3 separate regions of the Homo sapiens genome follow, and all the other regions are linked to region 3. Evidence: chromatin contacts called from ENCODE Hi-C or POLR2A ChIA-PET data. All regions are on one chromosome and are shown on one strand. Each heading gives the region's core, a stretch centred on a gene start or an enhancer-like site at or near the end of the contact. The rest is flanking DNA. Distances are from core to core; before and after follow the strand shown. Region 1 has its middle 27 kb from the start of FZD5. Region 2 overlaps PLEKHM3 (pleckstrin homology domain containing M3). Region 3 overlaps PLEKHM3 (pleckstrin homology domain containing M3).

Region 1 (3,070 bases), core at 7-2,506, 180 kb before region 3:
AGCCCTCTTGAGGTACATGGAGACAGTGCTGATCTCTCATAGGCTAGATCAGTGGTTTCCCAAGAATGAGGACTGTTTTTAAAAGTCTAAACACCCCAAAGATGGCCCTTTATGACACTTTTTATATCTACTGAATGGGAAAATACAGAAAAGAAAAGCATATTAATTAAATGCAATGCTTCTAAATGGATTTGCATTTTATTAACTATAAGAATATCTACATGCGGCCGGGTGTGGTGGCTCACGCCTGTAATCCCAGCACTTTGGGAGGCCAAGGCGAGTGGATCATCTGAGGTCAGGAGTTCGAGACCAGCCTTGCCTACATGCTGAAACCCTGTCTCTACTAAAAATACAAAAAATTAGCCCGGCATGGTGGCACATGCCTGTAATCCCAGCTACTTGGGAGGCTGAGGCAGGAGAATCACTTGAACCCAGGAGGTGGAGGTTGCAGTGAGCTGAGATCGTGCCATTGCACTCCAGGCTGGGCGACAGAGCAAGACTCTCTCTCGAGGAAACAACAAAAAAAGAATATCTACACGCATTAAAATATTACTAAAATAATAGTAATAGCAGTTACTATTTATTGTGTACTTGTTATGTGCCAGGTATTTTGCTAAGTGCTCTCCATGCATTTGCCTATAATTTGGCCCATAACTCCTCAGGGTGGATACCATTTTATCCTCATTATACATTATGAGGAAACTGAGGCACAGAGAACATTAGTAACTTGCCCAAGCTCCCACTGATGGGCAGTGGGGGCCTAGAATTCAGAGTCTGACAGGCACAAAGGATGTAGTGCCACTTGATCCTGCCTCTTTTATTTACTTGCTCTGCAGACAAGATTTGGCTTGTCTCCAAAGCCAAATGAGTTCTCCAGTCCCTGGCTTAAACTCCCAGGAATGAGACTGCCAGGAGGGAGTCACAGGCTATTTGGGGAAGATGGGTGCCGAGCGCTCAGCCTCAACCTGTTGGCTGGCCTGGGACCCCACTAACTCCGGCCCCGTTCTTGGGACATATTTCAGTCCTCTGAGCTCAGGGGGCTTGAGTAGCTCTGCCCAGGCAGGGCTTGTCCAAGTGTCCCCAGATGCTGGAGGGGTTAACAGTTGAGAAGCTGTTTGCAGACCATTAGAAACAATAATCACCTTACCTGTAACCTGATCTACCTCAAAAGAAGGGTCTTGATTTTAGCAAACAGTGTAAGTGGCCTCTGTGTAAAGTGGAGGGGTGGAGCCGGCTGCCTGACTGCTTAGCTCTTGTTTCTCAAGCCAGGCCCAAGGGTCAATTCCTGGGCCTACAGGGTGAGCTCACACCCTTTTCTGGCTGCTTTCTCCCCTTGGAATTCTGAAAACGGCTGCCCTGTGTGCAGTGAGTTGCTACAAGCCCCACATGGCTGCTCTCCTGGCCCAGCCAGGGGGAGCAAGTAACTTTCTGTTTGAGGTCCTCTTGACCAAGAACAGTCACGAACTCTTTCCTGTGCACTCAAGGGCACACTCTTCTTTAATCCTCGCCTCTAAGCATGATTGCTTGCTGTGCTTTCCAATTCACAGGTGAGAAAGAACAGACTTAGAGACAGCAGTGTGAGGAAGCCAGAGCTGGTTGTTAAACTTCAAGAATTTAGTGGCCGGGCATGGTGGCTGAAGCCTGTAATCCCAGCACTTTGGGGGGCCGAGGCGGGCAGATCACGAGGTCGGGAGATCGAGACCATCCTGGCTAACACGGTGACACCCTGTCTCTACTAAAAATACAAAAAATTAGCTGGGCATGGTGGCGGGAGCCTGTAGTCCCAGCCTCAGCTACTCGGGAGGCTGAGGCAGGAGAATGGCGTGAACCCGGGAGGCGGAGCTTGCAGTGAGCCAAGATCGTGCCACTGCACTCCAGCCTTGATGACACAGCGAGACTCCGTCTCAAAAAAAAAAAAAAAAAAAAGAATTTAGTAAGCGAATGGTTAAACATAGCCATTGGTAAGCCTGAGGTGGGAGGACTGATTGAGCCCAGAAGTTTGAAATCAGCCCGGGGAACACAATGAGACCTCGTTTCAAAAAATAAATAAATAGGCTGGGCGCGGTGGCTCACACCTGTAATCCCAGCACTTTGGGAGGCCGAGGTGGGTGGATCACTTGAGGTCGGGAGTTCGAGACTAGCCTGACCAACATAGTGAAACCGCGTCTCCACTAGAAATACAAAAATTAGCCGGATGTGGTGGCACATGCCTGTAATCCCAGCTACTCGGGAGGCTGAGGAAGGAGAATCTCTTGAACCCAGGAGGCGGAGGTTGCAGTGAGCTGAGATAGCGCCATTGCACTCCAGCCTGGGCAACAGAGTGAGAGTGCCTAAAAAAAAAAATAAATAAAAAGTTTATTACATAAACTTATAATTAAGTAAATTATGTTTAGAACAAAGGTAATAAATACACAGAACTCATCACTTACTAATTATTTGACTGTGTTTGTATCTGTGCTTTGGAGGTTACGTCTGTTGTATCTGTATGGTAGAAGTTCTGTGGAATATAGTGTGCTAGTCTACTGCTTTTCCCAACTCTCCATTTAGCGACATCATGCTGGTAACTTGAAACTGGTCATGGTGGTGTCAGAAGCGTTTGAACCAGAGCGACTCCATCTTGGACAGGGACTGGGTAAAATAAGGCTGAGACCTACTGGGCTGCATTCCCAGGAGGTGAAGACATTCTAAGTCACAGTGTGAGATAGGAGGTCAGCACAAGATACAGGCCATAAAGACCTTGCTGATAAAACAGGTTGCAGTAAAGAAGCCGGCAAAAACCCAGCAAAACCAAGATGGCCAGGAGAGTGACCTCTTGTCGTCCACACTGCTCATTATACGCTAATTATAATATATTAGCATGCTAAAAGACACTCCCACCAACCCCATGACAGTTCACAAATGCCGTGGCAATGTCAGGAAGTTACCCTATATGGTCTAAAAAGGGGAGGAACCCTCAGTTCCAGGAATTGCCCACCCCTTTCCTGGAAACCTCATGAATAATCTACCCCTTGTTTAGCATATGATCAAGAAATAACCATAAAAATGGGCAACCAGCAGCCCTTGGGGCTGC
Region 2 (2,832 bases), core at 204-2,703, 150 kb before region 3:
GAAAAGAAACAAAAAAAACCTCCCCAAAACCTTAGTTCTTCTATGGAAGCAAGATGAATCTGGACATAGCCCAAGATTTCCTGAATTTCCTAAGCCTTTCTGGGCAAGAAGCACCTAGTGATTTTCTATTTTGTTTAATTAAAGTAATTAATTTTTTTGAGATGGAGTTTCGTTCTTGTTGCCCAGGCTGGAGTTCAGTGGCACGATCTCACCTCACTGCAACCTCTGCCTCCCGAGTTCAAGTGATTCTTCTGCCTCAGCCTCCTGAGTAGCTGGGATTACAGGCACACACCACCAAGCCCGGCTAATTTTTGTATTTTTGGTAGAGACAGGGTGTCACCATGTTGGCCAGGCTGGTCTTCAACTCCTGACCTCAGGTGATCCACCTGCCTTGGCCTCCCAAAGTGCTAGGATTACAGGCATGAGCCACCTCGCCTGGTGTGATTTTCTGTTTTAAAAACCACCATCCAGAGTGTGAGGTTCACATTCATTGGATTGGCCTCAACTGGGAGCGGACTCTCACATGCATTTGAGGACCAATCACAGGATAACTGGGAGGAATGAAAAAATGAATGGGAGCATACAGAGCTCTCCTTTTAGGCCAGCTTAGTTGCCTGCAGCTGCGACCTGGACACTTCTATTCACTAATGCTCTCTGGCAATGAGATATACTGATAAATACATGCTAATCACACCCTGGAAGAAAATAAAAGGGGTGTAAAGGTAAGGCTTTATGCAAACAATTGCAGTCCATGAGCAGCAAGTTCCAAAGTGCTGTGACTTTTAGGAAGAAGAGAAGCAACAGCTGTTAACTGCAGGGCAGCTACCGCGGTTCTTCCTTCCAATTCCTCTTGGCACTGTTCCCACTGTGGACCATCAATACAGCAAACAAATGTTTATTTCAAGGCAACTTGCTTCGTTTAAGCTAGTGGTTCTTCACCTCCAGAATGCATCGGGTCACCCAGGGAGCTTTTAAAAAATACAAATACTCAAGCCCCATCCGGAGAGATTCTGAGTCAATTGTCTGTGATGAGGCCCGGAGATTTTGCTTTTATTTCTGTGTTTCGAATGCAGGAACCATGGATTTAAACCATCATGTTGAGCCGTCATCAAAGAACAGGACATGGGAAACAATTAAGGGAGATTCAATCATCCTCATCTCCTGAGGATAAGAGATGAACAAAATAGTGTCTCTTTCCACGGTTCTGACACATTTTTGCCTATCTTCTCTTTGATGTCAGAACTTCCTGGAGTTATCCAGCCTTGCCAGTTTCCTACAACTGGGGGAAAGCTAACCTGTCCTGTGTGATTCATCTGATTATGAATCCAGGCTCTGACTACATCGTATGTCTAGTTTGGTTCAGTGAAACATTAACCCGTTTCTCTTTATCGTGGATTGTGGCAGGTTTCGTGTGACGACGAAGTCCAGTTATTTCTTGGACAGAGTGGGTGTGAGCCCAGGCCGATTTCCTGAGGGTGGAGTGGGAGGGGCCAGGCATAAACTTGTTTAGGTGTGTCTTAGGGTGTAAGGCTCAGGGTTCATCTTGGTAAATGTTTTACCAGAAGAACCTTTTCTAGTCTCTTTTCCATGTCTTCCTTTGGGAAAGTGAGTTTAAATCGAGCCTTCTAAAGGTTCCAAGTGGATAGTTGTTGTACCCCTGGCCTTTTGAGTGGGTGAGGGTCAGCCCAGGCATGAGGCCCTGCAGATATTTCTGATCATTTCTCAACTCCCAGAGAGCTGCCGTTTTGAGGAGGAAGTTTTTCTTTACTCTCCACTCTTTGCTCCTTCTTTGCTCCCAAAATATGGTCCCTGAAGGAAGGACCAACACTTTTGCCTAGCTGGCCACCTGGCACTTGGCCATCTAATTTGGAGAGTGCAGGAATGGTGAAATGGAATCAGGGCCAGAAGGCTTGGGGAAAAGCTTTGGTGGGAGAACATCCATGCATGAGCTTTGGCAGCTTTGTCTTGGAACTGAAAGCAATCATGCTTAGATTCAGCAAATAAGGCCCATGACACTACACCTGCATCTTTTTAAAAGTTACACTACATTTTTCATGAGCATGGAAAGGGCTGATGAGAATATTGTAGGTTGATGAATTGTTTTAAAAGTCTATCTGTAAGATACTTGAGATAATTTAAAAGTGGTTCTTTTTTTTTTTTTTTTTTTTTTTTGAGACAGAGTCGTGCTCTGTCGCCCAGGCTGGAGTGCAGTGGCACGATCTCAGCTCACTGCAGCCTCCGCCTCCAAGGTTCAAGCAATTCTCCCTGCCTCAGCCTCCCCTGAGTAGCTGGGATTACAGGTGCCCACCATCATGCCTGGCTAATTTGTGTATTTTTAGTAGAGAGGGGGTTTTGCCATGTTGGCCAGGCTGGTCTCGAACTCTCGACTTTAGGTGATCTGCCTGCCTTGGGCTCCGCACCTGGCTGTGGCTCATTTTCAATAAAGCTCAAATCTTGACTTTGAATTAATATATAGGGCTCACCTTGGGCTTTCACCACCCCCTCAAGAGCAGTATTTTAATCAAGTTGTTATGAGAAAGGAAAGTATTTTCTGCATTGTTTATTGAGAGAGAGAGAGAGAGAACTTTATACATTAGGAACTGGTGCACTTAAATTATGTGACAGATGACCTTAAAAACTAGAGGTATTGTCAACAATACAACTTCAATTTTATATTATTACAGTTACTGATATTTTTAAAATAATGTAAACAAAAATATAGATAAGTTATGCCAAAACAAAAGGTAAAATCCAAAAAACAGAAAGAACACATATATAAGTTAGCACATTAGCTACTACAAATAACTTAACACAAAGTGATATAACAGCCCA
Region 3 (3,319 bases), core at 440-2,939:
ATATTTTTAAAACCATAACCTCAGGCATTTTTGCATAACCATGGTCCATTTTTTTCTGCAGGGCTGTTTAAATTTTAAAGAAGGATATAGAAAATTCTTCACTTACAGAAATAATTTAATGAAATAAGGCCAATTGCACTATTTTGTAGATTTAAAAGCCAACATTTGTGGCTCCCCTGAATAGCAAGTAAATGACATCATAACAAAGAGCTACTCCATACAATCTTCCACTTCTAAAGTTTATTCATCCAAACTATTTAAAGGGGGAAGAACTAAGTAGACATAAAAACTTATAAAGGGGCACACTAAAACCATGAAATACAGTGAATTAGCCTCTCCTTAAAATAATACGTAAAGCCAAAACTCATCAAAAACAATGTGCTGAAGTTTTTGGCATTTTGGAAGATCAACATGCTATGCCACCAGCTTTTTCACTGAAGGTGTGTTTTTATGAGGATGCAAAGTTAGAAGACATAGGTACAAAAGGAAGAAGCAGCTGGTTTAGATTAACTGTGTTTGTGAGAAACACAGATCAATTTTTAACGTTCCATCTGCTATAATAATCTCTGATATAATGAACAGTCTCCCAGGTAATTTAAAAAACATTCAGAAGTTTGCTTAACAGGTTTTGGCCTTTTTCTTTTGAGACTCTGCCCCCTACAGGAGATCAGGAAATAAAGTATTCTTACCTAGAAAACCAGAGTTCAGCCTGGCACAGGCGGTGGCTTACGCCTGTAATCCCAGCACTTTGGGAGGCTGAGGCAAGCGGATCACCTGAGGTCGGGAGTTTGAGACCAGCCTGACCAACATGGAGAAACCCTCATCTCTACTAAAAGTACAAAATTAGCCAGGCGTGGTGGCGCATGCCTGTAATCCCAGCTACTCAGGAGGCTGAGGCAGGAGAATCACTTGAACCCAGGAGGCGGAGGTTGCAGTGAGCCGAGATCATGCCATTGCACTCCAACCTGGGCAACGAGAGCGAAACTCCATCTCAAAAAAAAAGAAAAAAAAGAAAGAAAACCAGAGTTCAAGTGCTGGTATGAAAAACAACCTGGTAAACCACAAGTATCACAAAGCAACTGAATGCAGCACTTTCTGAGGGAAGAAAGGGCATATAAATGGAACAGCTTTTCTTTCTTTTCTTTTTTTTTGGAATGTGCCACACTATACAAAATAAGACTGACTTCTCCCTGTCCCAAATTAGAAACCTGTCTCTCTCTGCCCCGTTCGTTAAAACTCCGAACCAAAGCACAAAGTTAAAAGTCAAGCAGTGCAAATAAATTTTAGACTGCCTTCCTCCCCTGATTCCGTACTACTACCCTTACCCAACCTATCCTCCACAAGCCAAATTTCGTGAGCACAAAATTTAGACAGCAAAGGGAAGCATCCTATCATATGGAACCTAACTAAGGCAGCTGCCAGAAATTTCTATTCCTGCCCATTATATTATAATAATACGTTTCCTGTTCTTTTCTACTCAGCTTCCTTCTCCTTCTTTTGCTCACTTTTCTTTTTTTCCTGATTTCATTTCTCCAGCTGCCGGATGCGAATGAGCTTGCTGAATGGCACCTTCTTACCTACATTTCTCCTTCCTCTTGAGTGTCAGGAATGCTACGAATGCAGTGCAGAGCATGGGCAGTGCACACTCCATCAGAAGGCACACTTCTGAGAGGGAGGTGAATTAGGCAATACCTCTTGTGAAATACCTGAGGCTTTTCTTCCCTCTTTTACTAGAAAGTTTCTTGATTCAGCTACTCCAATCTCCACATCTTGAGAACTAAGCTGAGCTGTTCTTCCTTACTCCAATAACACAACAGATTTGCTGACCACGTCTGTAATCTAAAGCCACGGAAGTGTACCATAATTCCAGGATGTCCAGAGTAAGCACTTAGTAAATTATTATTGAATGTCTGAACTTAAAAATATATGTACTAGTATAAGACACTGAAATGTCAGTAATTTCTATTTTTTTAAAAAACTGCTAAAACTAGTATCTCATCATTTCAAAACCATTTTCCAAAAGTATCTGGGTGACTTAACACAGGTCTTTCATACCTACAGATACATATATATAAACTAGTAGAGCTTCTTTTTTTTTTTTTTGAGATGGAGTCTCACTCTGTCAACCAGGCTGGAGTGCAGTGGTGCAATCTCAGCTCACTGAAACCTCCGCCTCCCAGGTTCAAGCGATTCTCCTGCTCAGCCTCCCGAGTAGCTGGGATTACAGGCGCCCACCACCACACCCGGCTAATTTTGTATTTTTAGTAGAGACGGGGTTTCACCATATTGGCCAGGCTGGTCTCGAACTCCTGACCTTGTGATCCGCCCGCCTCGGCCTCCCAAAGTGCTGGGATTACAGGTGTGAGCCACCGCGCCCAGTCTAGTAGAGCTTCTTAACTGGCTCAGTGTTTCTGGTCTCTCTGATCCCACTCTGCAAGTTTCTGGTCCACAATCACTGAGGCCCTTGAGTCAAAGCAAGGATGATTCACTCAGTCCTCACTCTGGGTAATTTATTTTCCATAGAAAAGACTAGCATCATAACTAACCTAAGTTCAAAACGTGGGTTTTCAATGGCCACCTTTATTTGGCTTTTTTCAATGCAGGAGCAAGGACAAAATTTTAAATGTGGTTTTGGCTGGTGGTGAGCTTCTTGATGATTTTTAAACAACATGTTAAACCTAATAGACTTGAATTAAAACCTTCCAAATCAGATTTCCATTTAAAGCCATTCTCATGGTAAATTTAATGTCACAAACTGTGGGGTTTAATGGAAGGAAAATAATTTTATTTAGTTTATAACAGATATCTAGATCGGGTTCAGTGAGGTTTTAAAAGCTTTTTTTTTTTTTTTTTTTTTTTTTTGAGATGGAGTGTCGCTCTGTCGCCCAGGCTGGAGTACAGTGGTGCAGTCTCAATCTTGGCTCACTGCAACCTCTGCCTCCTGGGTTCAAGTGATTCTCCTGCCTCAGCCTCCTGAGTAGCTGGGATTACAAGCACCCACCACCAAGCCTGACGAATTTTTGCACTTTTAGTAGAGATGGGGTTTCACTATGTTGGCCAGGCTGGTCTTGAACTCCTGACCTCAAGTAATCCACCTGCCTTGGCCTCCCGAAGTGCTGGGATTTCAGGTGTGAGCCACTGCACCTGGCACAATTTTTTTTTTTTTTTTTGGTAATTTTACTGTTTCAGGAAAGGTGGAAAGAATGGGGAGTAGAGGAAAGATGAAGTAACAAGCTTTTACAAAATAAGATTGTTGACCTCAAACTCCACTTTGCATCTCATCCTTACATAGCAGTTCCAGAAGGCCTGGGCTTCCCCA

The links. A loop is a pair of places that touch in the nucleus more often than their neighbours do. ChIA-PET counts read pairs that join two places held with the same protein, here RNA polymerase II (POLR2A). Pooled maps may share reads with other maps.
Region 1: a loop to region 3 is called in a pooled map, with 2.4 times the contacts of the local background. The contact joins two enhancer-like sites. A Hi-C loop is called at or near these places in 1 of 168 maps with a recorded cell type or tissue (Caco-2) and 1 of 50 pooled maps. POLR2A ChIA-PET finds 5 or more read pairs at or near these places in 2 of 52 experiments (AG04449 and WTC11).
Region 2: a map of HepG2 shows a loop between it and region 3 (6-fold over the local background). The contact joins two enhancer-like sites. A Hi-C loop is called at or near these places in 4 of 168 maps with a recorded cell type or tissue (Caco-2, Calu3, HepG2 and 1 more), 5 of 37 single-sample maps with no recorded cell type and 11 of 50 pooled maps. POLR2A ChIA-PET finds 5 or more read pairs at or near these places in 2 of 52 experiments (HepG2 and activated T-cell).

Annotation. Positions count from the first base shown.
Region 1 is chr2:207,795,840-207,798,909 of GRCh38, forward strand. No RefSeq gene overlaps it. Among named protein-coding and RNA genes, the nearest start is that of FZD5, 27 kb to the left of the region's middle. RefSeq lists enhancers at 1-894, 895-1,879. Within about 2 kb of position 1,257, at least 8 of the 41 ENCODE cell types and tissues checked have a DNase peak (open chromatin) inside an H3K27ac peak, as active enhancers do.
Region 2 is chr2:207,818,743-207,821,574 of GRCh38, forward strand. PLEKHM3 (pleckstrin homology domain containing M3) reads right to left here. Exons shown (of 8, transcript NM_001080475.3): 8 at 2,546-2,832. Among named protein-coding and RNA genes, the nearest start is that of FZD5, 50 kb to the left of the region's middle. Within about 2 kb of position 1,454, at least 5 of the 41 ENCODE cell types and tissues checked have a DNase peak (open chromatin) inside an H3K27ac peak, as active enhancers do.
Region 3 is chr2:207,972,747-207,976,065 of GRCh38, forward strand. All of the region lies in intron 3 of PLEKHM3 (pleckstrin homology domain containing M3), which reads right to left. Among named protein-coding and RNA genes, the nearest start is that of PLEKHM3, 51 kb to the right of the region's middle. Within about 2 kb of position 1,690, at least 2 of the 41 ENCODE cell types and tissues checked have a DNase peak (open chromatin) inside an H3K27ac peak, as active enhancers do.